Regions from separate parts of the Homo sapiens genome. Here region 2 is linked to region 1. A link is a contact called in ENCODE Hi-C or POLR2A ChIA-PET data. All regions are on one chromosome and are shown on one strand. Each heading gives the region's core, a stretch centred on a gene start or an enhancer-like site at or near the end of the contact. The rest is flanking DNA. Distances are from core to core; before and after follow the strand shown. Region 1 overlaps PBX1 (PBX homeobox 1). Region 2 overlaps PBX1 (PBX homeobox 1).

Region 1 (2,700 bases), core at 45-2,544:
TTTCTACAATTTGACTTCCATCTTCCTTAAGAATGAGAAGTTAGGACCAGAAGAAAAGCTCCCATCTTTCACACTAAATACGTTCTATAAAACCAAGCAACTTTGATTCTTCCTCCCTGTAAATGAACCCTGGTTGCATAGCTTTTGATGTGTCAAGTCAGGTGTCAGACAAGCTAGAGGGTATAGGAAATACTTCCATTTAGGCACCATCTAAGTTTACCCAGCCTCTCTTCTGCATTGACATTGGCTGTAATCCTTGTAAATGCTGAGTATACTCTTCTTTCCGTGTGGGCCCAGGAGGCAAGGCTAGGCTGGAAGTGATCACTAGGTAGGAGAAGGCGTCTTGTTGGAAGGAGCTGGTGTAAAACAGCGGGTTGCCAGGCCTCTGTTCCCAGCGTTGTCTCTTGTGAAGCTGTTCCAAGGAAGCCACATTTCTCTCTGGGCCGCACTGTTGTGAGTGCCTAGGATGCTTCCGGTGGATCTGTGTGAAATGTCAAGTCCACAGAGGTTAGCCTAGAATCTCTGTGCTGAAAGACTAGCAGGATTTTTGGACTCCAAAGTTCTGGATTGATCTTTTTCTATCGTAATGACTAGATGAGTGAGGTTCTCCTGATTGTTTCTGAGGCTGCTTGTTCCCTATGCCCTCAGCCTGTGACCAAGGTATAGCTCACTCGGACTGAGTGCTTCCTTGTTCAGGATGAATTAAGCACTTGATGTGCACATGCTGTTAACTCATCTCCCCCAACTCCTTTGAATTCTCTACCCATCATGTACTTGGCCACTTTCCTGAGCCAAGCACTTCATTATCTTCTTGTCCTGTGAGTCCTAATAGATATATTTAGAAACACTTCTATGAAATATGGAATCCAGGCTTAACCAGCTGTTTGAAATCACAACCCACAACCACTTTGCTGGTGTGTGCTCACACACACACACACACTGACACATGCTTGCTATACATACATACACACAGTTTCCATCTTTTTTTTTTTTTTTTTTTTGAGACAGAGTCTTGCTCTTTCGCCCAGGCTGGAGTGCACTTGGCTCACTGCAACCTCTGCCTCCCAGGTTCAAGCAATTCTCCTGCCTCAGCCTCCCAAGTAGCTGGGACTACAGGCACGTGCCACTACACCCGGCTAATTTTTGTATTTTTAGTAGAGACTGAGTTTTGCCGTGTTGGCCAGGCTGATCTTGAACTCCTGACCTCGTGATCCACCTGCCTCGGCCTCCCAAAGTGCTAGGATTACAGGCATGAGCCAACACGCCTGGCCAGTTGCCATCTTTTTTATGTGCTTTCCTTCCTTCTCTCTTCTCTAGATGTAGCATGTCTATAATCTCTGGAGGTAAGCCCCGCCTCGTTACACACAAGAGGATCATGACTAATGCGGTGTATATAGATAGATAGAGATATCTACCAGCATGTTAATAAAGGGCCTGATAGGGAATCGAAGAACGTCACCCCCAGGTAATTGCCCACAGTCTTCTGTAGCCACTGCTGGAGAGGGCGTGGTGTGGGAATGGGGGAGATGGGCACACCCGTGTGCACCATGTGTTAGGTGGCAGGAAAGAAGGAGATTTCTGAATTTTATTTTTTTCTTGTCTAGGAAATTTTTAAAGCTTCTTCTGCTTAGAGCCTTGCCAGGGTCTAATTCCCACACAGGTGGGAGTGGGTGCATTAGGTTTCACCTTTTTACGCCCAAGCAGCCATCTCACTGCCAAAGTCGTGCTTACTGATGCACTCCTTTGACTGTGTTTCTCTGCCTTTTCCTCGTGCCTTGCATCTCCTCTCTGTGCTTGCCTTTGTCTCTCTGTGTCTCTGTCTATGCCTTTGTGGCTAGCATCTTGGTGCTTGGATATTCCCCACTTCTCTGTGCTTCTTGGTTCCTGCAGAGCCTGCCTTGTGCCTTTCATTACCACGTTAACAAACTCGAGTCGTGCCTAACGACGTCGCCTCATACGTTATGCTAATGATCAAGAGACATGTTAATGATATTTTAGAAGCCTAATTAGTGGAATATATAACTATATGCAATTTGGTAATGGACTGTGACAACAAGTTGTGAAAAGGGGGCTTGACAAATCCAGTTGCATGTGGCCTCAGACAAACAGGAGCTGAGAATGGATGAGTGGAAATCAGACAGGGAGATAGAAGGAGGAAGTGTGTATTGGGGGTGTGAATGCCTGTGTGTACACTTAACGTGAGGGTCAATCTTTCTTATAGGTAGCATTGCTGTCTTGTCATCATTCCACTGTCCTAAAACCACAGGGCTAACTGTATCTGAAGAATTATTTACTGATGTTTTTTAAGCAATTGCTACTGTTGCCATTGATCATACTGGTATATCTTTGTTAGAAATGTTATTTTGATTATGTTATTCTTCACAACATCCTTACTTGCAATTTGTAATGGGAGAGGTACACATAGAAGATAGGTTCTTGTGCCAAAAAGAAGTTTTATTGTGTTATAAACCAACAATCAAGACCATGTAAGCTCAGAAATAATCTGTATTGTGTCTATCAACATTTTGATAGTATTGGTAGGAGTAAAACAAGGAGTGGTATGTGTAAAATCATTCAGCTGTTTGAATGTCATTTTCTCTCAATGAAAGAATTGGTTAGAGGCATGCATTCCTTCAGCTGGTATCTTTCTTCCTCTAACATGGTGATTCTCAATTTGTGGGCCACGGACCCTGAGGGAGC
Region 2 (2,700 bases), core at 155-2,654, 60 kb after region 1:
AATGGTAACATAATTATAATTACACGTCTTTCTTACAGATTTATTAAAACAGATGTGATCTACCAATAATGTTTTACATCTGATGGAAAGAATTGGAATATAATAATCCTACTTTTCTTTAATGCATTACTAATTCAGACAGGCCCTTCTGGTTGTTCTGAATTGGAGAGAGAGCAGACACTTCAGTTGGATTTGGAATCATCCACTTTTTTTTGCAGGTATTTCGAAAAAAGCCTGGTTTTGGTACAGCTCTTCCAGAACCCACGGGAAGAACCTGTTCATCAGCTCATCCATCCGTCTGCTGAGTAAATGCTTATTGAGCATCTACTGAATGCCAGCACTGTTCTTTGTTCTTGGAATACATCAGTAAACAAAATAAGGAAAACAAAACCAAACCTCCTGACCTCAAGGAGCTTTTATTTTAGGAATGATGTCTTTTAGTCATTTAATAGTTGCTGTTTTTATTAACTCTTAACTGTACCCATAAACTGGATACTTTCAACTTAAAAAAAAAAAAGAGAAACTAATTATGTGCCCTAAGGATCACCAGGCCTTAGGTTCTACCTTTATTTTTCTTCTACTGTTAAATAGCAACCTCATTCCTCAGGCTGCTGATGGAATTGGTAACTGAGTAATCAGGCCACTGTGCTCGGGGACATAAAACCTGTGGCTGCTGCCATTGCAGAGTCCCGTCATGGATCAGAGTTCGTCCCTGGGAAACAACTTGTGCCGACGGAAGGAGTTCTTCCTTTGCTCCCCTCATACCTCCCTTCCTTGCAGATGGGATCCTTGCAAGGGCAGAGCAGCTCTTAGAGTTGTCAGGCCCTTTTCTTTCATTCTGCTTATTTTCCCATAGGCGAGTACTGCTCAGAACCCAGGCTGTGAGTTTTTTGATGTGGAAAGCTATTTACTAAGCATGTCTTGACGCAGAGGATGGAGGGAAAGAAAGCCTCCAAGAGAGTGGTGATTCTACAACCATCATCAAATTTTGGTTGAAAACTCAAAGCTGCTGATATGTATTAGTAAGCAGATAACAGTAACATCCTGTATTTGCATGGCCCTGTATCAGTCAATAGCATTCAGATTTGTGTGGTGGTGTATAGCTTTCCTTATTTCATATCAGGTGTTTTCATTTGATCCCAAGTGGTATGTCCTGAGACAGAAGAAATAGCCCCATTTTACAGAAGAAGAAACCCAAAATTGCAAGGAATTTGCCTAAGGTCATTAGAAAGTGTCTAAAATAAGACTTTGACCCGGACTCTCTGATTTCAAGCCCAGCGATTCTTCTAACAGGCCATATTCTTTCACTTTTATTATCTTGACTTACGCAACAAAGGAGATAAGCCAGGTACATGTCATTAATCTTCCTATGTATGACAACTGAGGCTCCAGGAGGTTAAGTGCCTTGCCTAAGATTACTTGGGTGGTGGTAGAACTGGTTTTCAAAACCAGATCATCTGAATGGAATCTAAGTCTTTCTTCTGTATCACCTTGTTAATGTGTCAGGAACTACCACCCCACCTTCCAAAACACATACACACTCTCACTTTTAATGCGGACCCATCTTAGAATAAACTAGTTAAGGACTGACTGCTGAACATGGTCCAGAAACTTACTGTCAAATTTTGCTTTTGAGATGTGCTTGTGTTGTGTGAAGTCTTTTTTTTTTTTTTTCAGTATTGATGAGGGATCACTTTAAGATTTATTGGATTTTGTTTGTTTTGTTTTGTTTTGTTTTGTTTTTGAGACAGGATTTCACTCTTATCACCCAGGCTGGAGTGGAGTGGCGTGATCATAGTTCACTTCAGCCTCTAACTCCTGGGCACCAGCAATCCTCCTGAGTAGCTGGGAATATAGGCATGTGCCAACACACCAGGCTAATTTTATGTATTTTTTAGATTTTCATAGAGATGAAGGGGTCTCAGTATGTTGCTCAGGCTGGTCTTGAACTCCTAGCCTCAAATGATCCTCCTGCATTGGCCTTCCCAAATACTGGGATTACAAGCATGAGCCACTGCGCCCAGCCTGTAATTATTCTAAAGATTTCTTTCCTGTTTATGTACAGAATATCTAACAGCTATGCTTACCTTTAAAGCAGCCTTATGAATATCCTTGTGAATTCCTTAAGCTCAAGGGTCTTGTTTGCATTTTGTAGGTATATCTGTAGATAGATCTTACCTATCTCTGGCAGGTAACATTATCATCATGTTTTCCCTGTTTCTGGACACTTTGTGAAAGCATTGTAGAAATAAAAGAAGTCTTTATTCTTTGACCTCTCTTATGCATTATGAATTCTGAAAAACTGAGGGAGATAAAAGGCAATCTATGCTTTACTGCTTTCCCTAAGTTTTGAGAAGCAGGCTTAAAAAAATGCTTTAAAAATTTTAGATGCCATAATACACTGAAAATAGGGATCTCAGGTATTTGAGGCAGACCAGGATTCTTCTTTGACCAGTCCTTTCACTGAAAAGACTGTATTTAGATATTTCTCTGAGTGTTCTAGATTCATAGACCCAAATGACCTCTCTGAGCATCAAGATACATGAAGAAGTTACTTCCTGAGGATAATAAATATGAAAAGAGAATTATCACCCTCTGCTTTCAGAAATCACTTAAAAAGGAAGGGAGTGCTTTTCCCATGAGGTTCCTGAGACAGAGTCCTTATGTCACCTTGTATTGGCAAAAAGATCTGGGGCACTG

Evidence for each region. Hi-C counts contacts between places; a loop is a spot of excess contacts on that map. ChIA-PET counts read pairs that join two places held with the same protein, here RNA polymerase II (POLR2A). Pooled maps may share reads with other maps.
Region 2: a loop to region 1 is called in a pooled map, with 3 times the contacts of the local background. The contact joins two enhancer-like sites. A Hi-C loop is called at or near these places in 1 of 168 maps with a recorded cell type or tissue (PC-9) and 1 of 50 pooled maps. POLR2A ChIA-PET finds 5 or more read pairs at or near these places in 3 of 52 experiments (BJ, H1 and PC-9).

The regions. Positions count from the first base shown.
Region 1 is chr1:164,621,842-164,624,541 of GRCh38, forward strand. The region is part of intron 2 of PBX1 (PBX homeobox 1); the gene reads left to right. Among named protein-coding and RNA genes, the nearest start is that of PBX1, 64 kb to the left of the region's middle. Within about 2 kb of position 1,295, at least 4 of the 41 ENCODE cell types and tissues checked have a DNase peak (open chromatin) inside an H3K27ac peak, as active enhancers do.
Region 2 is chr1:164,682,092-164,684,791 of GRCh38, forward strand. The region is part of intron 2 of PBX1 (PBX homeobox 1); the gene reads left to right. Among named protein-coding and RNA genes, the nearest start is that of PBX1-AS1, 91 kb to the right of the region's middle. Within about 2 kb of position 1,405, at least 3 of the 41 ENCODE cell types and tissues checked have a DNase peak (open chromatin) inside an H3K27ac peak, as active enhancers do.